Linked DNA regions of Homo sapiens: regions 2, 3 and 4 are each linked to region 1. A link is a contact called in ENCODE Hi-C data. All regions are on one chromosome and are shown on one strand. The core of a region is the stretch at or near the end of the contact, and the rest is flanking DNA. Distances in the headings are between cores, read along the strand shown. Region 1 holds the start of FBXO31 (F-box protein 31). Region 2 holds the start of MEAK7 (MTOR associated protein MEAK7). Region 3 overlaps COTL1 (coactosin like F-actin binding protein 1). Region 4 holds the start of ANKRD11 (ankyrin repeat domain containing 11).

Region 1 (5,855 bases), core at 1,924-4,423:
TTATTCTTGCTGTCTGTCTTTTGTCCCTCTAATCCTGTGCTTTTCATCCTTGGTTATTCATATATCACCAACCATCTTCTATGGTTACTATTTTCTTTCAAACAGCTCATTTTTTATTTAAGGTATATTAAAATAGATTTGCCATTGCAGTAATGACCCTGCAATCATAAGTCTGATGTACTAGTTACATGTCTCAAATACTAAACCAGAATAAAGGCCGGGTGCAGTGGCTCGTGCCTGTAATCCTAGCACTTTGGGATGCCGAGGTGGGTGGATCGCCTCTGGTCAGGAATTCAAGACCAGCCTGGCCAACATGGCAAAAACCCATCTCTATTAAAAATACAAAAATTAGCCAAGTGTGGTGGCACTCGCCTGTAATCCCAGCTACTCGGGGAGGCTGAGGCAGGACAATAGCTTGAACCCGGGAGGCGGGGGCTGCAGTGAGCTGAGATTGTGCCACTGCACTCCAGCCTGGGTGACAGAGTGAGACTCCGTCTCTAAATAAATAAATACATAAATATAAAATGTTTCTGTACCACATAAAATCGTCCTGCATACAATTCATCTGCATACCACGCTGCTCACTGAAGCCTGAGTTGGCTTCCCAAAACACCACTTTCATCACTGTGTCATTCCCGAATTTGCGAGGGCTTCATCTGTCTTCCACGAGTTCACATTCTAACTCCAACCTATATTTTATCTCTTTTTCTTGTCATTTTTCATTTCCATCCTATATTTTCAGCTTCTGCTCAGACCACACCCTGGACTGAACCAGCCTCCTGTTTCCCTCAGGCCTCCTGAGGTCCCTGATCTCCGGCAAGTGATGCTCCTTCTCACCATCGTCTGTGCCATTGCCTTGAAAACTCCCTTCCTGGCCTCGCCTACTACATGAGCCAGGGACAACCAGCTGTCCTTTTATTCTTTTCTTTTTTTTTTTTGAGAAAGAGTCTTGCTCTGTCGCCTAGGCTGGAGTGCAGTGGCTCAATCTCGGCTCACTGCAACCTCCACCTCCCGGGTTCAAGTAATTCTTCTGCCTCAGCCTCCTGAGTAGCTGGGATTACAGGTGCCCGCCACCATGCCCGGCTAATTTTTGCATTTTTTCAGTAGAGACAAGGTTTCACCATGTTGGCCAGGCTGATCTTGAACTCCCAACCTCAGGTGATCTGCCCGCCTTGGCCTCCCAAAGTTCTGGGATTACAGGTGTGAGCCACCAGGCCTGGCCGCTATCCTTTTTTTCTAGAACATTCTCCCATCAAGTGTTCTCCTCCTGGCTAACTCCAAATTTTCCTTTGATTTATAAATGTCATTTCCTCAAAGAACCTTTGATCATCCAAAGTCTGGTCTCTGCTATAAGATCTTGTTAGTTTTACTTATTGTTAGAGCATTACAATTTATAATTTATGTATTTATCTATGTGGTTACTTGTTTAATGGCTGATCTCCCTGGTAGATAGCAGGATGTTATTAGTTGAAACCATTTTTTTTTTTTTTTGAGACAGAGTCTTGCTCTGTCGCCCAGGCTGGAGTGCAGTGGCACGATCTTGGCTCACTGCAAGCTCTGCCTCCCGGGTTCACACCATTCTCCTGCCTCAGCCTCCCGAGTAGCTGGGACTACAGGCACCTGCCACCACACCTGGCTAATTTTTTGTATTTTTAGTAGAGACGGGGTTTCACCGTGTTAGCCAGGATGGTCTCAATCTCCTGACCTCATGATCTGCCCGCCTCGGCCTCCCAAAGTGCTGGGATTACAGGCGTGAGCCACCGCGCCCGGCCTAATTTTTTAAATTATTTGTAGAGATGGGGGCGTCTCACTATGTGGGTAGGCTGGTCTCCGACTCCTGGGCTTAACCGATCTACCCGCCTCGGCCTCCCAAAGTGCTAGAATTACAGGCGTGAGCCACTGCGCCTGGCCTGTGTGGTTTGTTTGTTTGTTTGTTTGAAGAGACAGGGTTTCACCATGTTGGTCAGGCGGGTCTCAAACTCCTGACCTCAGGTGATGCACCCTTCTCCGCCTCCCAAAGTGCTGGGATTACAGACGTGAGCCACCGCGCCCAGCCATTTGTGGCTATTTTTGTTTTTTGTTTGTTTTGGAGACAGGGTCACGCTGTGTTGCCCAGGCTGAAGTGCAGTGGCACCATCACGGGTCACTACAGCCTCGGCCTCCTGGGATCAAGCGATCCTCCCGTCTCAGCTTCTCTTTCTAAAATTTTGTTTTGTAGACAGGGTCTCGCTGTATTGCCCAGGCCGGTCTCGAGCTCCTGGCCTCGATTGATACTCCCGCCTGGGCCTCCAAGAGATGGGGTCCGAGGCGAGCCCACGGCGACGTGCGCGGCTGCTCAGGTGAGAGGACGCCTTCGCGGTCACCACCCGCGGACCTGGGAGACGACCCCGCTCAGCGGCCTCGGCGGAGCCCAGCTGGAGCAGGCGTGCGCGGCTCCCAGCAGCTGCAGGAACAGGCGCCCTTTGGGCGGCGCCGCATGGCAGGGCCTCCCTTTCCAGACCGGGCGCGCATCCCCGGATCTCTTGGGCCGCGCCGGCCGCCGCCCCTCCAAGCCCTCCCCGGGGCTTCCGCAGGGAGCTCGGGATCCCCGAAGGTCCCTGCAGAGCTCCGCAGCTCGGGCCTTTTGGTTACCATAAGGCGGAGACGATGGAACGCGCGTTGTTTCAATGGACAAAAGGGCTTCTAGGCGCCCTTTGGGGTTCTGGCTGCTGCCTCTGTATTTGGAGGCTGTAAGGCGCATCTTTCTACTCACCGGCCGGCGCGGCACAGTTTCGGGCGCCGGAAGCGGGACGCACGGGCGCGAGGGGCGACCCCTATCTCCACAAAAGCCGCGGCGCGAAGTGGTCGCCGAGCAGCCTCGTTAGCGCAGTAGGCAGCGCGTCAGTCTCATAATCTGAAGGTCGTGAGTTCGAGCCTCACACGGGGCAGTCTAACGTTTTGCACTCGGCATCACCACTTTCTTTTCTCATGCCCGTCACGGGCGGCGCCCTCACGCTGGAGGGGAGGGCAGCAGTGCGGGGTCTCTGAGGTCGCCGCCCCGCGGGGAGGGGGTGGCGCGGCCGGGGCGGAGCTCTACGTAGGGGCGGGGCTAGGCTCTCCAGGGGGCGTGGCGAGCTCTGCGGCGGGGGCGTGGCTCGGCGCTGGCGGGGCGGGGCCGCGCTGGAGCGTGCGCACAGGCGGCAGCAGTGGCCGTCACTGGGCGGCATGGCGGTGTGTGCTCGCCTTTGCGGCGTGGGCCCGTCGCGCGGATGTCGGCGCCGCCAGCAGCGCCGGGGCCCGGCCGAGACGGCGGCGGCCGACAGCGAGCCGGACACAGACCCCGAGGAGGAGCGCATCGAGGCTAGCGCCGGGGTCGGGGGCGGCTTGTGCGCGGGCCCCTCGCCGCCGCCCCCGCGCTGCTCGCTGCTGGAGCTGCCGCCCGAGCTGCTGGTGGAGATCTTCGCGTCGCTGCCGGGCACGGACCTACCCAGCTTGGCCCAGGTCTGCACGAAGTTCCGGCGCATCCTCCACACCGACACCATCTGGAGGAGGCGTTGCCGTGAGGGTGAGCGCGCGGGGGTGGCGGGGCCGGGAGGGGCGGGGGGTCCCTGCCAGGTGGAGGCCTCGGAGCTGGGAGTGGCGGGGGCGGTGGCCCCGGCCGGGGGCCACCAGTTGGGCGCGGGGCCCGGCGATGTGGTGTTTTGGGTGTGGGTGGGGAGCGGCCGCGGTGACACCACGTTGAGGGGGCCAGGGAGGTATTTGAGGCGGTTAGGGAGGGTCCGAGGGGTCCAAGAGAGGCAGACGGGGTAGGGAGGGGTTGAGGGCGTCAGGGAGGCATCGAAGAGGCCCTGACGCGGGGCACGGGACACCACGGGGCCGAGGCCGTGCCGGGAGCTGGGGCTGGGATCCCTCGAGGTCTGCGCGGGGCCTAAGCTGACGCCTGGGGGCCGCCTCCTCTGCCCCTGTCTTGAAGGCGAGCCGAGGGTGCCCCGCTGGCCCTGACCAGAGACGAGGTGAACTTGAAGAAATGGGAGCAGGCCGGGCGCGGTTTCACGCCTGTAATCTCAGCACTTAGGGAGGCCGAGGCGGGCGGGTCACCTGAGGTCAGGAGTTCGAGACCAGCCTGGTGAAGATGGTAAAACCCCGTCTCTACTTACAAAAATACAAAAATTAGCCGGGCGTGGTAGCGGGCGCCTGTAATCCCAGCTACTCGGGAGGGTGAGGCAGAAGAATGGCTTGAACCCGGGAGGCGGAGGTTGCACTGAGCCAACATCTGGGCCATTGCACTCCACCCTAGGCGACAGAGTGCGACTTGGTCTCAAACAACAGCAACAAAAAAAATTACGGGAGTAGGGGAAGCCCAGTGTCGGGGGCTCCTGATGGTGGGGGCGTAGAGAGACGGATGGATCACAGCGGTGCGGGCTGGACTTTTGCCTTCAGCAATATTGGATGTAACAGATCACAGGAGGAGATGTTTATTTAATCTGGAGTTCAAGGCTCTCTCTGTTTAAAGGTTGACAGCTCTTTGATGTTCAAGCAGCTCATATTTAGGTAAAAAGGACAGGTTAGAAAACATCCAAGCGATGCAGAACAGCAAAAGGAACAAAGTAAATACCATCAGAGACCCCAGCAGTCAAAAATAAACCACTCTTAACATTTTAAAAAACCTCTGAGTCGTGTGTACCTTCTTCCCTAAAGGATATAATGCAATATATATTCTCTTAGAGACAGTGTAGTGTAAACAATGCTACATAGTATTTCACTCCCTGCATGTAGCACAGACTCGTCCCTCACTGATAAGCTTTGAAGTCTGCATTTTTTCCATGCATAAACAGTGCTTTGAAGACTGCTTTGTGCATTTTATAGAAATTTAGGAGATTGACATGTATCCTTGGGAACTTCTGAGATTGTCTCGGTGGGATGCACTTCCTTCTTTTTTTTTTTTGAGACGGAGTCTCACTCTGTCACCCAGGCTGTGGAGTGCAGTGGCGCGGTCTTGGCTCACTGCAACCTCCGTCTCCCAGGTTCAAGTGATTCTCCCGCATCAGCCTCCAAGTAGCTGGGACTACAGATGCGTGCCACCGTGCCCGGCTAATTTTTGTATTTTTAGTAGAGACGGGGGTTTCACTATGTTGGCCAGGATGCTCTGGAACTCCTGACCTTGTGATTCACCCGCCTCGGCCTCCCAAAGTGTTGGGATTACAGGCGCGAGCCCCCACGCTGGCTGGTAGGGTGCAGTTCCTCAAGTGGGATTGTGGATTTGTAGGACTGCATGTTGATGAAACCTTTGCAGCCTGTTGTCGGGCTCTTTGAGTTTGCACCCCAAGGAGGTCTGCATGAGAAGAACCCTTTCTCCAAGTCCTCCCGGACAGAGTTCGTCATAAATTATTTTTGTTGCTTAATGGTCGAGGCCCCTGATTTGGAGTCAGCTGACTTGGGCCCCAGCCCAGGCTCGTGTTTATCTGCTGTGAGATCCTGGACAAGCTGCTTCACCTTCCCAAGTCCTGTTGGGAGCATGAGTGGGAAGTGCTGCTCCCGGAGGTGCTTGGAGGGTGAATGAGGTAGGTGATGCCTGTGAAGCCCTCTCCCCTAAATGGTAGCTAGTGGGTGTTGATGATTCTTGGCTATTTTTATTGTGCCTTTTTGCGAATTCCTTATTTGTGGCTTTTTTTGGTCTTTTTTCTCTTAAGATGTCTATTTTTGTCTTTTTCTCTTAGAGTGTCTATTTTTGTCTTACAAATTGTGAGAACTGAGTATTAGTAATACAAGATTTTTGTCATGTACATGGAAAGTGAAGTTCTTTTTACATTTTAAGATTGAGACAAAGGCAGTTCCACTTTCTCTTTCCCTGTGAAGTCTACCCATTTGCTCTGGTT
Region 2 (5,855 bases), core at 2,096-4,595, 2.9 Mb after region 1:
AGCCCTCTTAGGCCGGGCATGGTGGCTCATGTCTGTAATCCCAGCACTTTGGGAGGTCAAGGTGTGAGGATCGCTTGAGCCCAGGAGTTCGAGACCAGCCTGGGCAACATCGCGAGGCCCCATCTCTACAAAAAATAAAAATAGCCTGGTGTGGTGGGGTACGCCGGTGGTCCCAGCTACTTACGAGGCTGAGGTGGGAGGATGGCTTGAGCCTGGGAGGTCGAGGCTGCAGTGAGCTGAGCCGTGATTGCATCACTGCACTCCAGACTGGGTGATAGAGCAAGATCCTGTCTCAAAAACAAAACAAAAACGTTAGCTATCCTAGTGGGTGAGCCGTACATTTATTTTTGATTTTCAATTTTGAATTGTTGCATGTGGTCCGGCAAGCACTGCACAATAGAATAACTGCCTGCCACATGTGGCCATTCAAACTGAAAATGAGAATAAATTCAATAAAATGAACTCGACTTCCTCTACTGCACAAGTCAGCCGTGGCTTCCGGCTCCATGCTGGCGGCACAGATGGATCGTTGCCCGCCTCACCGAGTGCTGCTGGAGGCTGCTGGTGGTGCCTCCTCAGGGCACGGCTGCTCCTGCGTTTGCTGCTTGGTGGTGGCCTCCTAACAGCCTGGCCCAGAAGGTGGTCCATGCAGCCCAAACTTGGGTTCCAGAGATGGGGAGTCGGGGGCAAGGAGCACATGGGGAAGAGAGAGTGGATGCTCAGCCACAATGGGGGCCCGGTGGTGGCTCAGCCTTTCTGTGGAGGTGTCAAAGCTGGACATGGAAAATTGGGCAGGGATGTCGCTAGCAGAGGCACCGCTGTGGATGGCAGGACCAGCCTGGTCAGGACCTCTGGGAGCCAAGGAGAGTTCAGTGCCCAAAGTCAGCATAAAAAACAGAAGCTGGTGCCCCGGGGGCAGTTGGACAGCCCATGGACATCCCCGGGAGCACCAGCTTGTTGAAATAGCATGATGTATATTTTTAAAAGAGTCTCACTTTATATGCAAAATGTCAAGCAATATAAATCTCTTATTTAAAAAAATTGAGAATACCAGGGGCGGTGGCTCATGCCTGTAATCCCAGCATTTTGGGAGGCCGAGGTGGGTGGATTACCTAAGGTCAGGAGTTCGAGACCAGCCTGGCCAACGTGGTGAAACCCCGTCTCTACTAAAAATATAAAAATTAACTGGGTGTGGTGGCCTATGCCTGTAATCCCAGCTACTCGGGAGGCTGAGGCAGGAGAATTGCTTGAACCTGGGAGGTGGAGGCTGCAGTGAGCCGAGATTGCGCCATTGCACTCCAGCCTGGGCAACAAGAGTGAAACTCCATCAAAAACAGAAACTTTCCAACCAGGCAGGTGGGCAGATTGGAGTGTAGGCTGTTTCTGGAGGGTATGGCCACGAGGTGGCGCCACTTCGGTAGCTCTCAAACGGCGCCGCTCCGCATTTGCTTCTGTGGTTTTCTGGGGGATTTTGTTTCACCGTTTTAATAACAAGATCTCACTTTCCTGCCCAGGCTGGAGTGCAGTGGTGCAATCACGGCTCACTGCAGTCTCGCCCTCTGAGGCTCAAGCGATCCTCCTGCCTCGGCTCCCTGAGTAGCTGGGACTACGGGTGTGCCATACCACGCCCGGCCAAGCTTTTCATTTTTTGTAGAGATGGAGTCTCACTATGTTGCCCAGGCTGACACATCGGCTCCGGTTTGCTCCTGCGGACCCCCCAGTACCTGCACCTGAGAGGCCACCATTGCTGTCCACCCTTGGTGTGCCTCAGCCTACAAAAAACTGTTGCTATGTCAAAAATGCCACTACCTCGGATGGCACTGAAAAAGACACACCTGGTTGATGTGTGCAGGAAGTACAGGGGTGTGAAGGCTGGAAACAGGGTCTAGTCCTTCATGTCTAAAGGCCCGTGTGTCTTGGGCATCAGGAGCCCTGGCTGCAGGTGACAGGCACCTACTCTAAGAAGCCGAGGTGAAGAGCTGGGGCTACTCGTGTCATTGGCATCCACAGCTGGGGGTACCCTGGCTGTAGATGCGTTAGTTTGTGGAGCTGCTTCTCCTGGGACATTGGCCTTGGATCTCAGAGCAATGTCTTGGTGAGGGGCCCTACCTTGTGCACTGTCACCAGCCAGGCCTGCTGCCCTCAGGCAGAAAGCCTTCTATTTTTGTTCCAGCTTAAAGAATAAGAGGTGACCAGCCGGGTGCAGTGGCTAACCCCTACAATTCTAGCACTGTGGGAGGCCGAGGCAGGCAGATCACCTGAGGTCAGGAGTTCGAGACCAACTCAAGCGGACGTTGGCGGGCGAAGTCACGGTTTTCCAGGCTGGAAAACCAGCAGGCCGTGCAGGGGAGAGAACTGGTACCATGGACATGCGGGAGCTGAATCTGCAGGAAGGTGGACCCCAGGGAGGATGCGTGGGGTGGAGAGAGTAGGGAGAAGTCGAGAAACTCCAGGGCAGAAGCCAGAAGGGCCCAGGGAAGACCACCAGGGACAGCGAGCGAGCCAGGGCCAGGAATGGGCGCCGGGGTGCCCAAGAGAGAGGTCTGATGAGAGCACGATCACCAAGCGCCAAATGCTGCCTGCGAGGACCCAAAGCGCACCTCGGATGTAGTGAGCAGGCCCCCGGGACCAGGTTTCGGTGGGTTTGAGAAGGAACGAGCTGAAGAAGTGGGGTGACAGGTTCAGACGTCTTGGAGTGAACGGGAACCGGCTGAAGAGGCGCACGTGGGGTGGAGGGAGTCTGTTTAGCCAGGCTGTGGAGCTGGCGCCTGATGGCTGCCGGGAAGGACCTGGTGCCAGGGAAGAGCGAGGCAGGGGCAGCTGGCAGAGGGAGGCCCGAGGGGAGGCGGACCCGAGGCTCTAGGCCAGGACCAGCAGGCCGGGGAGTCAGGGGAGAGTTGCCTGGGGCCCAGGAGGCTGCACTGCAGAGGCCTCTGCATGGGCTCCACATGGGCCACTCTCCTCCCCCGGGTGTCTTCACCCCCAAGCTCAGCCTCTCCCCCAGGATCTCCCACACCCTGGCTACTCCGCTCCAGCGCCCAGCCCAGACACCCCTTCTCCCCAGGTACCACTGCTGGCCTGGCCTGGCCTGAGTCATTGGCCGCCCTCTCCAGGCGCCTCCTTGGTACGCACGCAGCCGGGCCGGATTCCCGGGCCTGCAGCCGCTCCTCCCGCAGACCGCGGCCCCGCCCCGAGCCGCACCCACCGGGTTCGGCTCACTCCCTGTGAGGCGCGTCACCATTGGCTGACTCCTCTCTTGGGTTCCGCCCCACACCTCCGCTTCCACGATTGGACCAAATGACTGCCCCTCAGCAATGTTGCCTGGCAACAGGGAAGGGGCGGCTCTCGAGAGGAGCCCGTGGGCTGCTGGACCGGACCGGACAGCACCAGGAAGCCCGGCAGGGTAGGTACCTGGGCTGAGGTTCGCAGTGAGCTGACCCAGAGGCGCAGGCCCAGCTGAGTCGGGGGACTGGAGCAGACGGGTCCAGAGTAGGCCTGGGCCCTGCCCCTCCCTGGCCTCCCACGCCTCTTCAGGCCCTCGGGTCGGGGGAGGGAGAGGTGAAGGCTGCGGGGAGGTGAGGGGTGGGGACAGCGGGGCGGGATGGAGGGAGGGTCTCCTGGGGGGGATCAGAATCATCCTGCACCTCCCGCTGTTTATGTGGTCAAGGTAAGAGGGTGGCGAGGTGCTTCCCCCAGGGCCAAGGCCAGCCGTGTTGAAGGGGGATTCAGAGCCTGTGTAGACGCGGAAAGGGAGGGGTGCCTCCACGGAGGAGGCGAGTCTGGGGTAGACACTGAAGTGTGTGTGGAGGGGGTTTTCCTTCTTGTATTCTGACCACACCCATCTGGGCTTTTCCAGGACAGTGAGCTGATAACTGTTCCCAGGCCATGTAGGTGGCCAGCACAGGACAGGTCACCTTCTGGCCCACAGGAACTTCTTGCCCAGGCTCAAGCTGCCCCTTCGCACAAGGGCCTCTGGGCTCTGAGACACAGACAGGACTTCGAAGCCTGTCCAGATGAGGCAGTTGGAATCTCCCCAGCTTGTGGGGGTACGGAGGGACCCTTGTGTGGCTCTAGGGATGCGGGGCCCTTGGAGTAGAGAGTTGGAGCTTGGCAGCCAGGGTGGGAAGCAGCCATGTAACAGCCTGTTGGAGAAGCTCTGAGCAGGAGGTGACTAAGCCATTCCTAGGATACTAGTGGGAACCTTGGGGGCCATCCTGCAGACAATCGGTCCCTGTCCACCCCTCCATCACGGAGGCAGAGCAACCTTCCGTTTCTTCCAAGCAGGGCAGTTTCTCTTGTTCTAAGACAAGATCCCAAGGAGCCATTCTCTGTTGTCTTGGGCCCATTATTCTGTCTCTGACCTCCAGTAAGCAGATCAAATGCCCTGGGTTACCTTATTTAATCTTCTCAACCTTATGTTAAAGAAATTAATTAATGATGCTTATTAAAAGCACATTAATTATTGAAGACCATTGCAATGGGTATAGGGACCACAGCAATGGGATTTTGTAGTAAAGGAGAGAGATTGGGCTCAACTCTGATTATAGCATGGGCAAGTGGGAAGCCAGGAAGCAGGGTGGGGATCAGTGGATGGAAGATGACTGAGGAAACATCAGGGCGCTAGGGTGGATTCTGGGTAAGCTTACCTAGCAGTTTGTTACTGAAGGCAGGCCAGGGTGATCAGACATCACCTAGGGCAAGCTCGTCCAACCCGTGGGCCATATGTGGCCTAAGGCGGCTTTGAATGACATCCAACACAAATTCATAAGCTTTCTTAAAACATGAGATTTTTTTTTTACCATATATGTAGATATATGCACTTATCAGTTATTGTTAGTGGGTTTTATGTGTGGCCCAAGACAGTTCTTCCAGTGTGGCCCAGGGAAACTGAAAGATTGGATATCCCTAACCTAAGCATTAAACCTGGTTAGATAGCAAGTGAACAGATAATGGTGATCAAATATCAAGGATGAGTGGTTTTGTGGGTTTTTTTGTTTGTTTGTTTTTTGTTTTGCTAAAACCAGATTTTACAAAGAGGTACACAGATGGGCCCAGGAGCCTGACTAAAGTCTGGTCAAGCAAAACATCTTGGTCACTTATTATGGGCTGCTGGAACTTTTGTTTGTGTTTTTATGAGACAGAGTCTTGCTCTGTCACCCAGGCTGGAGTGCACTGTTGTGATCTTGGCTCACTGCGACCTCTGCCTCCTGGTTCAAGCGATCTTCCCACCTCAGCCTCCTGAATAGCTGGAACTATAGTCACACGCCACCACACCCGGCTGAGGTTTGTATTTTTGGCAGAGACGAAGTCTCACTATGTTGCCCAGGCTGGTCTCAAACTCCTGGCCTCAAATGATCCTCCCAAAGTTCTGGGATTATAGGCTTGATGATGGAAAGCTTTCAGTCCCTGGCAAGTTTTCTCGGTGTCATGGGACTTTCACAGTACACCTGGGTACATGGGGTGGCCTCTTCTCTGCAAAGCTGTGCATAACACAACCCTACATTGGCCTCGAGACTTCTGTGGGTTCCCTTGTATCAAGTTCCGCTTCCATTTTGTTCCGCTGCCCTACATCCTCAGAAGCCAGGTTTTCTCACCTTCAGCCCTACCGATGTCTGGGACGGACACTTCCTCGTCGTAAGGCCATCCTGTGCACTGTAGGATTTTTAGCAGTATCCCTGGCCTCTGCCTGCTAGATGCCAACGGCACTCCCCTCCCCCAGTTGTGGCAACCACACACTTTTCCAGTCATTGCCAAATGCCCCTGGGGGACGAAACTGCTCCAGTCGAGCTCCACTGGTACAAGCAACCTTGATGTGCGCTGTCAGCACCAGCACCAGCGTGCATTGTCTTTTTTTT
Region 3 (5,855 bases), core at 1-2,500, 2.8 Mb after region 1:
AGGGAGCCTAGGGCTCCCCACTGCTGATGTGGGGCTGTGACTGCCACTGGGGTTTGTGGACCCAATTTGTTCAGAAGAGGGAAAGTAACTAAACCAGGGATGAAGAACTAGCGATTCCCCTTCCACTGCCCAGTGTGAGGTCAAAAGGGACCGAGAACCTCCTTCAGGGTGAGCAGGGTTGGGGAGAGGCCTCCAGTCTGCCGGGCAGCTGCAAAAACGGTGCGCAGACCAACAGGTTTTCCGTCTCCGACTCAGCTGACCCGTCACTGTCGTGCCAGATCTCTAGCAGCAAACATTTGTAAGCATAACGTGACTCGGATTTTCAAAAACAGGCCTGTCAGCAATCTTGTTGACCAAACCATTGTCGGATAAGCACGCAGCAGTCACCTAGCAAACCACGTCCCTCTTTACCCCGCTCCCCCACGATCATTTAAATGACATCAGGCTGTGGTTCTGGAAGGTTCCCAGTGTCCTTGGGGTTGTGGGTGTAACTTACTTATTGTACATCTATCTTGTGCCAGGCCCTGGGCTGGTACTTGGGACACAGGGACAATGCCTGTGGTTCTTCAACAAGAATCTGTGACCCTCCGGGGGCAAAGGGTGTTGCCCAAGGTAGACCTGGGGAGGTCTGAAAGAGGGGAAGGGTGGATGTGGAGGGTTGGAGGTGCGCAGAGCATGGCCGGCATGTGGAGGCACTTGGCAGCCAGCAGAGAGGGCAGACGCTGGAAAAGCCATGGAGCTCCGCAGAGGAGCCAGCCAGAGCCGTGGGAGGGGGCGACACTGAGAAGAGAGAGAGGCTGGGAGAGCTGGCTCAGCCCGAAGCCTTGGCCATGGGCTGAACACATGGTTGAGGTCCCCAAAAACTGCGTTGGCCCAAAGCAGGGCTGGTAACTTACCTCCATGGAGGCTTGGGCCAGGGATGGGTAGTTTGGATCCAAGTCCGGGCTGACCAATGTGGAAATGGGAACCCGAGAGCGGTTACCATGGAAACACACTCACCGTGTTCTTTTGCTTGTGAAATGCAGTCGGAGGCGGATGTTCAGCCCCTCCTCCCCCTCAGGTCAAGGCTGCCATTTAATTAAGCACTTTGGTGTTGATGCTCTGACGACACTCCTCAAAACAGAGCCCTGGCTTCCCAGACACCACGGGGACTGCTGAGAAATGCTCTCGAGCTAAAGCGCTGCTCCCCCACACTCCAAGTCTGCACCAGCCGCCTGTGGCTGCGCACTTTGCACCTTACAAGTGAGGAACTGCCATCTCTTGCACCAGTCTCGTTTCCTGTGCGCTGTGGCCACCTGGCAGCCCCGCCCTGTGTCAGGAGCTTTAGGTTGGAGGTTCCACCCTGATGGGCTAGGTGGGTTTTGTAGCTTTCACTTTCAGTCATCATGGTCAACTGATAAGGGAGGCGTGAAATCACCCCATTTTGGAAGGATCCCAAATGTCTATCAACTGATGCACTGATAAGCAAAATGTGCTCTCTCCATGCAATGGAGTGCTGTTCAGCCATAAAAGGAATGAAGTGGTGACCCGCACATGCGGCAGCAGGGATGATCCTTGGAGATGTGACGCTGAGTGAAAGCCAGACCGCAGAGGCCACATAGCATATGAGTCCATTTCAATGAAATGTCCAGCACAGGCCAATCCATAGAGACAGAAAGTGGAAGAGTGGCTGCCAGGGCCTGGGGGAATGGGGTGGAGAATGGGGAGTGACTGTTCTTGAGGACGGGAGTTCTCGTTGGAGTGGTGAAATTAGATAGTAGCGATGATGGCACAACATTGTGAGTGTCCTTAAAGCCACTGAATTGGATGCTTTAAAGTGGTTAAAATGGCCGGGCGCGGTGGCTCACGCTTGTAATCCCAGCACTTTGGGAGGCCGAGGTGGGCGGATCACGAGGTCAGGAGATCAAGACCACGGTGAAACCCCGTCTCTACTAAAAATACAAAAAATTAGCCGGGCGTGGTGGCGGGCGCCTGTAGTCCCAGCTACTCGGGGGGCTGAGGCAGGAGAATGGTGTGAACCCGGGAGGCGGAGCTTGCAGTGAGCCGAGATCGCGCCACTGCACTCCAGCCTGGGCGACGGAGCGAGACTCCCTTCTCAAAAAAAAAAAAAGTGGTTAAAATGGTGAATTTTGTTATGTGACTTTTATCTCAATAAAGAAAAGAACGTGTTTTACAGGTGAGGCAGCCCAGGCTGATGTTTGGGAATTCAGGCACAGTCCCCGGGGCATGGGAGGTGGGGCCCTCACCCCTCGGGGTCTCCTGTGCCCTGGACTCCTCTGTCCTCACCTTCTCACATCCAGTTGGTCACCAGGCCCTGTGGATTCACCTGCGCAGTGTCCCTGAGACCATCCTTCCTTCTATCCCTGCTGCGTTGTTACCTACTGACCCCCAGATAGCCATGGCCTGGTGGGGCATTTCCCTGGAGAAAGGGGGCTGAGCACACACACCCAAGGTGTCCAGGCCCTTGGCTCTGGCCTCGTGTTGAGAGTCTGGCCACATCACGTGGCCTCTGAGCCTCCAGCCCTTATCAATGAAGGTGATTTGGATGTTGATGATGAAAGTGGCCATGACGTCTCTACCTCATCTGCCTCCCAGCGTTGTTACAAAGACCAAATGAGATGAAATAGAAGCATGTTTTGTAAACTGAAAAGTGGTGTGCCAATGTGAGTGGTGATGACGATCAGTTTCCTTTAAGAAGTAAGTGTTGTGGAGTCCCTGACCCTGGACTGCAGCTAGGATCACGCATTCATGGTCTGCTGAGAGCTGCGTGTTCCTTAGCTCCCGGGGACAAATGGATGACCCGTTAGACCACCCGGCTTCTTGTTGAAGGCGAACGTGCTGGTTACCCCCTCCGGTTTTGAGATAATCACCAGGAAGTGAGCTTGTCAGCTGCAGGCCAGTATCTCCTGTAGACAGGTGGTTTGTGTCCTTGGGTCTTGGTGCTAACCTACATGCTTCGTGCGGGACTCTGCAGGGACGTACTTAGATTCTAGGAAGAAACGCAGATTGATTTTTTTTTTTTTTTTTAACTCAGTGTGATCCTTTGACCAGTAGCATCAGCATCACTGGGAAGCTTCTTAGAAGCGTAGACCCCAGAGCTGTTTAATCAGAAGCTGCGTTTAAGATTTCCCCAGTGATTCAAATCCACACAATGTTTGAGAAGCAAACATATCGCTCTACGATATCATTAGGTGCCTGAGAAACCCTCACACCAGCAACTAAACGCCCTGAGAGAGCATCAGTTTATGCAAGTGGCTAATACAAGGTGAATGACTCCAAACCAGTGGCATCCCTATGTGCCAGCAACCACCACTTAGGAATTGTAATGAGATCTTGGTGATAATGGCAGTTAAAATATGAACTGTTTGTGAAGTAAGCTGAATAAGGATATGTGATCCCCTCAAGAGGCACAGAACTTTGTTGGAAAACACAAAAGGGGTCCCAATTAAATGGGGACACCAACGGTTTACAGCAGAGGTTCTCAACTGGGGGTGTTCTGCCCCCTTTGGAGGACATCTGCAATGTATGGAGGCATTTTTGTTTGTCATAACTGGTGGGGCCAGGTGAGGGGTGCTGCTCAGCACCCTGCAATTTACGGGATGGTTCCTACCAGAGAGAATGATCTGGCCCCAGATGCCAGTTGAGCTGATGTTGAACAATTTTGGTTTATCCTAGTGGGGTACACATGCACCCGCATGCACACGCACACACATGCAATGCACACATACACATGCACGCACATATTTTTATTTTATTTTATTTTATTTTATTTTATTTTATTTTATTTTATTTTATTTTATTTGAGACAGGGTCTCAGTTGGCCACCCAGGCTGGAGTACAGTGGCGTAATCTCTACTCAACTGCAGTCTCAACCTCCTGGGCTCAAGTGATCCTCCCACCTTAGCCTCCCTGGTAGCTGGGACTACAGGTGCCTGCCACCGTGCCCAGCTAATTTTTTGGTTTTTTTTTTTTTTTTTTTTTTTTTTTTTTTAGAGAGGTGATTTCTCCATGTTGCCCAGGTTGGTCTCAAGCTCTTGGGCTGAAGTGATCCTCCCACCTTTGCCTCCCAAAGTGCTGGGATTACAGGGGTGAGCCACCATACCTGGCCAATACACACATCACTTTAAAAATTCAAAAAATCAGGCTGGGCGCGGTGGCTCACGCCTGTAATCCCAGCACTTTGGGAGGCTGAGGCGGGTGGAATACAAGGTCAGGAGATCAAGATTCATCCTGGCTAACACAGTGAAACCCCATCTCTACTAAAAATACAAAAAATTAGCCAGGTGTGGTGGTGGGCGCCTGTAGTCCCAGCTACTCGGGAGGCTGAGGCAGGAGAATGGTGTGAACCCTAGAGGCCAAGCTTGCAGTGAGTCGAGATCGCGCCACTGCACTTCAGCCTGGGCGACAGAGCGAGACTCTGTCTCAAAAAAAAAAAAAAAAATTCCAGAATATCAAATGATATTTTGATAATACAGAGCAGTGGAGGGTGGGGGAACTTAGCATAGTGGATTGTGAAACAAATTTTAAAGTCATGATAATAAAAACAGTGTGGCATTGAAATAAAACTTAATGTGGATCAATGGAACAAAATAGCCCTCAAAGCCATTTTAATAAAAATGACTATATAAGATAGAACAAGCATAACACAGCCAATGGAAATGTGTTCAGAATTCATTGTTGACCTAATTGCCCTAGTCATAAGTGAAATATCCTCGGAGCCATATCCCGGGCCAAATTAAGAGCCATTTTCTTTGTTTCCTCTTCATACCCAGCACCCCCCTTGCCCCTCCTGTCTCTCTACAGTGTAGAGTCTCATTCCAAACTGCAAAGATTGAGGCAAAAAGAGTTGATGAATTTCTGGTCTACAAAGAGGATGAATTTCTGGTCCCTAAATAAGATCCATAATTTGAGCCTTTTTAAATTTTTATTTTTAAATTTTTTTTGGCTGGGCCCTGGCACTGCTGGCGGCACCCACATCTGTGCAATGGGCCCACCCAGACTTTGAGCCTTGATTGTAGGAAGGCTGTAGGCGTTGCAGCCAGAAAGGCCTGGGTTTAAATCCCAGCATGACCTTGAATTCCCTCACAACCTTGAAAGTGCCATGTGACTTCTCTGAATCTCCATTTCCCATCTGTGAAATGGGCATGAAGCCTGCAGCACTGTTGCCAGGATTCAGGGGAGTGTGACAAGGGCAGCGGATGAGTGCTTCCCTCCTGTCCTCTGCACATGGTGCTCCCAGGGAACTGCACCGGTCTCCTGCTGTGCTGCTCCAGGCGCACTCGTGGCTCACAGCCTCTCCCCAGGGACATGACATGGGGGTGTTTTAACGCAGCACCATGTTCTCTTTTCGCTTTTGGCCACAGATGACGTCCGGTTGTTTGCCTTCGTGCGCTTCACCACCGGGGATGCCATGAGCAAGAGGTCCAAGTTTGCCCTCATCACGTGGATCGGTGAGAACGTCAGCGGGCTGCAGCGCGCCAAAACCGGGACGGACAAGACCCTGGTGAAGGAGGTCGTACAGGTACTGAGTTCCTCCAGAGTCTGGAGGTCAAAGCTCGCCAAGGGTCACCATCCTGCAAGGAGGGAGAGGGCTGGGTTCGACTCCTGGGTCTGTAGCTTAGCTGTGACTTGGGACAAGCCATGCTATGTCTCTGCACCAGTAAAGCCATTGGTGAAATGTCACCAGAATTGTTTCAGGATGCTGGCTAGGAGGAGTTAACTGTGTTTACGATCCCACCTATCCCATAACAGAAGCTTGGCAGCTGGGTGCCTGCCTCCGTGGGTGGGGCAGGTTGCTTGCTTCTAGAGACGGGAACTGGTGGGGGGACCAGAATAGCGGCCACTACCCTGTGGTG
Region 4 (5,855 bases), core at 1,529-4,028, 2.1 Mb before region 1:
CCCGGATTCAAGTGATTCTCCTGCCTCAGCCTCCGGAGTAGCTGGGATTACAGGCGCACGCCACCACGCCCGGCTAATTTTTGTATTTTTAGTAGAGACGGGGTTTCACCATGTTGGCCAGGCTGGTCTCAAACTCCTGACCTCAAGTGATCTGCCTGCCTTGGCCTCCCAAAGTGCTGGGATTACAGGCGTGAGCCACTGCACCTCACCTCAAAGATTTTCTCTTTTTCTTGAGACGAAGTCTCATTCTGTCGCCCAGGCTGGAGCGCAGTGGCGCGATCTCGGCTCACTGCAACCTCCGCCTCCCGAGTTCAAGAGATTCTCCTGCCTCAGCCTCCTGAGCAGCTGGGACTACAGGCACCCGCCACCACCACACCCAGCTAATTTTTGCATATTTTTAGTAGAGATGGGGTTTCACCATATTGGCCAGACTGGTCTCGAACTCCTGATCTCATGATTCACCCGCCTCGGCCTCCCAAAGTGCTGGGATTACAGGCATAAGACACCGCGCCTGGCCAAGATTTTCTAATTAGTGCATTTCCTGGCTCCTTTCCCTTTACTCTGCATTTCTTTTCTCTACCATACACGTTCTACTTCTGTCGAAATTCAGTTTGCTTTTACCTTAGTGTATTTTCAGATTCTGTTTCGAAGGCCAACTGCCTGCTTACTCATATTAATATTTTGCACTTTAAATTCCCCTGATAGATGAGCATGGTGGTGCAGGCCTGTAATCTCAGCTCCTCAGGCGGGAGGATCACTTGATCCCCGGAAGTTTGAAGCTGGACTGCGCTGACCGCACCTGTGAATACCACTGCCCGTCAATCAGCCTAGGGGAAACATTCTCGAGTGCGAGCATGACGGCTTAGGTTGATGTTTTTCAAATTTTCCCAATGATGAGTATTGTAAGGGACCAAAATAAAAAAATGCCAATGCCTAGTCCCCTCTCATCTAGAATAATTCCATAGGTGATGATGGGGTCCAGGACTCTGAATTTCGTCAATTTTACCAAATACTTCGTCCAGTGAGGCAAATATGGAAACACTTGGATCACCTCTTCGTGAACGCACATCAGCGCATACGCCGGCTGTTTTTATCAGGCGCTCACCCCTCATCCAATGGCGTGACTAGTTGTGGGTGGAGCCCGAAATCTGGCTGCCTAGAGAAGGCTGAAGGTCCAGTTATAGCATAACTAATGTTTCCCCAGAGCTCACATACGTGCCAAGCACCGTGCTACAGCCTCCACAGCCCCTTCATTTAATCTTCCCGATGGGCCTATGAAATAGGTGCTCCTGGCCCGCACCGTGGCTCATGCCTCTAATCCCAGCACTTTGGGAAGCTGAGGAGGGAGGGTCGCTTGAGTCCAGGATTTCAAGACCAGCCTGGGAAACACACAGAGAGCCTATCTCTACGAAAATTTAAAAAATTAGCCGGGTGTGGTGATGCCTGACTGTGGTCCCACCTACTTAGTAGGCTAAGGTGGGAGGATCCTCTGAGCCCGGGAAGCTGAGGCTGCAGTTAGCACTGCACTCCAGCATGGGCGACAGAGTGAGACCCTGACTCAAAAAAAAAAAAAAAAAAGAATAGGTGCTACTTGTAGTTCCCATTTTACCCACCAAGAAACTGAAGATCTGAGAGACAAAGCCTACAGGGTGACCGCTAGTCACTGGTAGGGCTGGGATTTGAACAGGGGCGGTTTAACAACTGATCTCTCGACCATAATGCGTGTTGCCCAAGAAAAAAGACCGTCCTCACGGTCCTATCCACTCCGGACTTTGCAATTCCGTTATTTCGTAAATTGAGGCCTATAAATAGTTTGCTTACCCGTTGTCTTAGTCCCCAGTAACATGCAGAACTAAAGAAGAAACTGAAGGAGCACCGATTTTGTTCACCTTGCTTTTTGGTTTAGTTCTGGAGGAGAACACAGGTGCACTTAGAACAGGATCCACACTTACCAGAGGCTTGATTCATTTTAGCTGCAAAGAAAACCAGTCCTCGTCTACCTTTTTCGCGTGTTGGAGAACTAACTAGCAAGGCAGGGAATGCGGTTCGTGGGCGCTTGGCCTCCTCAAGCGGCTCAGGCTCTCAGAGCGCGAGGCCCAGGGGCTCTGGAGCCGCGGCCGCGACGCGCCCGAGGGCCGTTCTCTTCGACGGCAGAGCAAGAGTCACCGCGCGGGAGCCCCGAGCGACCGCCCCGCTGCCCCGGTACCCTCCCCTCGCAGCCGCCCAGAGCTCTTCATGCCCCGTGACGCCCGTTAGGGCAGCGCGGCCGGAGGCCGGGCCGGACGTGGCCCGAGATGTCCGGGGGCAGGCAGAAGACCACGGGCACGCGACAGGCAACCGCCGCCTCGGCTCTAGAGGTGGACGTTTTGTCTCCCTGCGCTTCAATACCAGATTTTGTTTCCAGACGACATCCCTGTTGCTTCCGGCACTTGGAAAGACCAATCGTCAGGCCCGAGAATGCAAGACCCACCCTCCTTTGCGACGGAGGCAGCCAATCCAGTTGCTCGCTACTTCCAGTGTCGCATGCGCCCTTACGCAGGACCCTGCCCAATCGTTACCGGGACGTCCTCCTAGTCCCGCCTCCGGACCGCCAGAGAGGCTGTCAATCCCGCCTCTCTCCTTCACTCCATTAGCGCACTAACTCACGGCGCTGTGACGTGCACAGCCCCTGCGGCCGGCCGGGGCGGGCCAATGGCGGTGGCGGATACGGCGGGCCAATGGGCGGGAGCGTCTCATGCGGCCGGCTCCCGCCGCAGCCGCCGCTGGGTCCTGGAGCCAGAGGCCGCCCTGAGACGGTGCGCGATGGACCGAGGGCCCCAGCCGGGGAGGCGCCGCCGCCGAGCCCGCGGCCAGACGCCCCATCAGTAGCGTCCGCACCGGGAGCCGCGGCTCTCGCCCGAGCCGTGGGCGCGCCCGAGGGGCGGGCTCGCCTCCCGCCGTCCCTCGCAGCTCTGCCGGGCCCGAGCCCGCGCCGCCGCCGCCGCCGCCTTGCCGCTCGGGCCGCGCGGCCCGGGAAACGCGGCCGCGGGCTGCATGGGCAGCGCCCGCGCCCCGCCGCTGAGCCGTCGCGGAGCCGCGCAGCCCTCGGAGCACGGTGAGAGGCGCCGCTGGTCTGGGGGCGGTGGTCGGGGCGGGCACGGGGCATTCGCGCGGCCTTGCGGCCTGCAGGCCTTCCCCGGCGACGGAGCTGCGCCGCGGGCCTCCGGGCGGGCCTGGGGGGTCGGGGCCGGGTGGGCGGGGGTCTTTGGGGGCCCGGGGCGATCGTGAGGGACCAATAATGGGTCCCGGAGCGGGCCTACGGGTCCGGGTTCGGGGCAGCCGGGGGTCTTTGGGGGCCCGGGGTGGCCGTGAGGGGCCCATAGGGGGCTCCGGGGGGGGCCTGGGAGGTCGGCGGAGCTTGGGTCGGCCGTAAGGGGCGGACGGGGGCTCCGGGCGGGCCTGGGTGGCCGGGGGCCCGCGGCGGCTCTGAGGGGCCGATTGGGGGCTCCGGGGCGGGCCTGGGGGCCGTGGGGGCCCGGGGCGGCCGTGAGAGGCGGACAGGGGGCTCCGGGGCGGGCCTCGGGGGCTCGGAGCGGCCGTGAGGGGCGGACGGGGGGCTTCGGGGCGGGCCTGCAGGTCTTGGGGACCTGAGGCTGCCGGGAGGGGCTGCCAGGGGGCGCTGGCCGGGCGCCGGGTTCTGCGGAGCTGGGGCGCCGACCTCTGACCCGCGAGAGGGGCGCCTTCGCCGTGCTGGTCGTAGTTGTTATTCTCAGCGTCCCTATTATTATCGCTGTTTTGAAATGAGAGCAGGCGGCTCTCGGGCTCCGAGCCGGAGGGGGAGGGCGAACTGGGGACCTGGGGGCGTCGGGGTTGCAGGAGGCGCGCGTAGGCCGAGGAGGGGCAGGAATGCGGGCAGCCGTGTGGGGGGTGTTAGGGGGAGGGTAGGCGGGCGGGTGTGGGGGGTGGCTGGGAGGAAAGCGGTGGCGGTGGCGGCTGCAACAGCAGCCCTTGGCCTCAAGGAACAATGTGAGACGTTGCCTGAAATGTTAATTTCCGTTCCTCATTTCATCATCCCCTGGCAGGGCGGTAGCTGTGTGTGTGGTGTATGTGTGTGCGCGCGCGCGCGCGCGCGCGTGTGTGTGTGTGTGTAGGGTTGGCCCTGCCACATTGATTCAGTCCCCTCTCAAAGAGGGATTGTACTGTTAACTCTTGTGTTTGTGTTATTTGGGAAGGTTGGTCGGGGGGAGTCTTGATTTTTCTCGAGGCTTGCTCTTTTCCTGGTGCCCCATTAAGATTTTCTGCTTCTGTTGTGTTTTTGGAAGGTTAGTGTTATATATCAGCTTCCAAGAAGTTTTGGAAGAGGCTTGGGAAGATGAAGCTGGTCTAACAGCTCCCTATGCTTTGAAACTGTTTTCCTTCTATGTAACATGCTTAGGATTCATCGTTTTTGTAGATTATGAGTAGTTTTGTATCCTTTTGCAAGAACAGGGTTTTATGGTAGAGAAATTAGATTTCAGGCTTTCTTACATGAGGAGAGAGTTTTATGCAGTCATTAGAGCAATATCCTTAACACTTGAAATGAGAAATAAAAGTGTGCACAGTTGTTGAACTGCAAAACTTAGAGAATCTTTTGATCCTTTTTGGGATGTTGAGACTTAGCCAAACATATAAGATGATATTACCTGTGGAAAAAGTGCCATCGAAACAGTTACTGTTTTTGTTGTGTGCAGACCTAGTCTATGGCATAACGTTCAAAATCGGAGACCCTGAGGCTGTTTCTTTGGTTTCTCTGAGACCTTGATTTCTCTTAGTAAGTATTGGCTGCCCTGGAAGACTTCGAGTTCTGTTAGAGAATGATTACAGAAGTCCTCTGATTTTACTCTGCAACTGTAGTTAAACTAGAAAAAAAGGGGGGGGGGCGGATGTCTTGCTCAGCCTTCATTGTGACCCTTGCATTGGATCTCGTATAGTTGGTGTGGCCTCCCCTACCCTCCATTCAGCTGTTGTTCTCCTCTTTCTGTAGTTTCTCCCCGAAGAGCAGGATCTCCTTCGATAGGCTGGCCATCTGAATGGAACTGGATGGGAGGGAACAAAGACCAAGTTGCTGTGACGTTTTCTCTGTTCTTCGTGATGCCTCTTAAGTTTGTTGAAAAGTTCCCCACAAGATAGTGCTAAATTTGACCTAAACTTGAAACTTTCAGCAGTTTTTTTCTTCTGTTCTATTTTTGCTGTAGTAAAATATACATAACACAATTTACCAGAATTTTGTTTTTAAAGGTGTCACCTTTAAAACCTGAGTTCCTCTTTTGCAGCTCTCATTTGCGTCAGCCTTCTGACTTGCATTGCCACCGCCAGATGCTTTTCTCCGGACTGGCCATGCTGGGCACCCCATACCAGCAGTGCCATCACACCCTCCCAGATGGGCTGTTGATGACGAGCGGCTGCCATGTTAGCGGTAATTACAGTGTTGATACGGTGGCAAGTAGAACTCCCTACAAATAGAGTGAAGGAAACTATGCTGTTTGTGTTGGACAGTATTTTTCCAAGAAGTTTTTGTGCCCCTTTTTATTTTATTTTATTTTTATTTTTTTGGAGTCTCGCTCTGTCGCCCAGGCTGGAGTGCAGTGGCGCAATCTTGGCTCATTGCAACCTCCGTCTCCTGGGGTTCAAGCAGTTCTCTGCCTCAGCCTCCCGAGTAGCTGGGATTACAGGCGCCCACCGCCACGCCTGGCTAATTTTTGTATTTTTAGTAGAGATGGGGTTTCACCATGTTGGCCACGCTGGTCTTGAACTCCTAACCTTGTGATCCACCTGCCTTGGCCTCCCAAAGTGCTGGGATTACAGGCGTGAGCCACCGCGCCCGGCCTCTTTTTGTG

Evidence for each region. Hi-C counts contacts between places; a loop is a spot of excess contacts on that map. Pooled maps may share reads with other maps.
Region 2: a pooled map shows a loop between it and region 1 (13-fold over the local background). The contact joins the promoter of MEAK7 here to the promoter of FBXO31 in region 1. A Hi-C loop is called at or near these places in 2 of 37 single-sample maps with no recorded cell type and 8 of 50 pooled maps.
Region 3: a map with no recorded cell type shows a loop between it and region 1 (7-fold over the local background). The contact joins the enhancer-like site here to the promoter of FBXO31 in region 1. A Hi-C loop is called at or near these places in 2 of 37 single-sample maps with no recorded cell type and 6 of 50 pooled maps.
Region 4: a map of B cell shows a loop between it and region 1 (15-fold over the local background). The contact joins the promoter of ANKRD11 here to the promoter of FBXO31 in region 1. A Hi-C loop is called at or near these places in 2 of 168 maps with a recorded cell type or tissue (B cell and naive thymus-derived CD4-positive, alpha-beta T cell) and 6 of 50 pooled maps.

Annotation. Positions count from the first base shown.
Region 1 is chr16:87,381,094-87,386,948 of GRCh38, reverse strand. FBXO31 (F-box protein 31) reads left to right here and starts at 3,173. Exons shown (of 9, transcript NM_024735.5): 1 at 3,173-3,544. The coding sequence starts at 3,205. TRM-CAT6-1 (tRNA-Met (anticodon CAT) 6-1) reads left to right here and starts at 2,855; the gene lies at 2,855-2,927. LOC124903747 (a long non-coding RNA gene) reads right to left here and starts at 3,016. Exons shown (of 2, transcript XR_007065168.1): 1 at 2,753-3,016. RefSeq lists enhancers at 2,065-2,716, 2,717-3,370 and silencers at 2,778-3,437, 3,578-3,817.
Region 2 is chr16:84,502,149-84,508,003 of GRCh38, reverse strand. It overlaps MEAK7 (MTOR associated protein MEAK7), which reads left to right and starts at 3,345. Exons shown (of 8, transcript NM_020947.4): 1 at 3,345-3,403. LOC124903736 (a long non-coding RNA gene) reads right to left here and starts at 3,202. Exons shown (of 2, transcript XR_007065149.1): 1 at 3,069-3,202; 2 at 325-658. RefSeq lists enhancers at 257-757, 2,885-3,004, 2,367-3,314, 3,435-3,935 and silencers at 1,030-1,266, 1,250-1,369, 3,555-3,604.
Region 3 is chr16:84,589,771-84,595,625 of GRCh38, reverse strand. It overlaps COTL1 (coactosin like F-actin binding protein 1), which reads left to right. Exons shown (of 4, transcript NM_021149.5): 3 at 5,364-5,521. Among named protein-coding and RNA genes, the nearest start is that of COTL1, 25 kb to the left of the region's middle. RefSeq lists enhancers at 1,435-1,734, 4,800-5,299. Within about 2 kb of position 1,250, at least 18 of the 41 ENCODE cell types and tissues checked have a DNase peak (open chromatin) inside an H3K27ac peak, as active enhancers do.
Region 4 is chr16:89,487,484-89,493,338 of GRCh38, reverse strand. ANKRD11 (ankyrin repeat domain containing 11) reads left to right here and starts at 2,778. Exons shown (of 13, transcript NM_013275.6): 1 at 2,778-3,094. LOC101930112 (a long non-coding RNA gene) reads right to left here and starts at 2,369. Exons shown (of 2, transcript XR_933895.4): 1 at 1,953-2,369. It overlaps LOC101927863 (a long non-coding RNA gene), which reads left to right. Exons shown (of 5, transcript NR_188547.1): 5 at 706-936. RefSeq lists silencers at 2,059-2,108, 2,229-2,318, 2,519-2,998, 3,573-3,622, 3,703-3,812 and 1 more and enhancers at 3,204-3,718, 3,719-4,232, 4,822-4,891, 5,042-5,311, 5,090-5,590 and 1 more.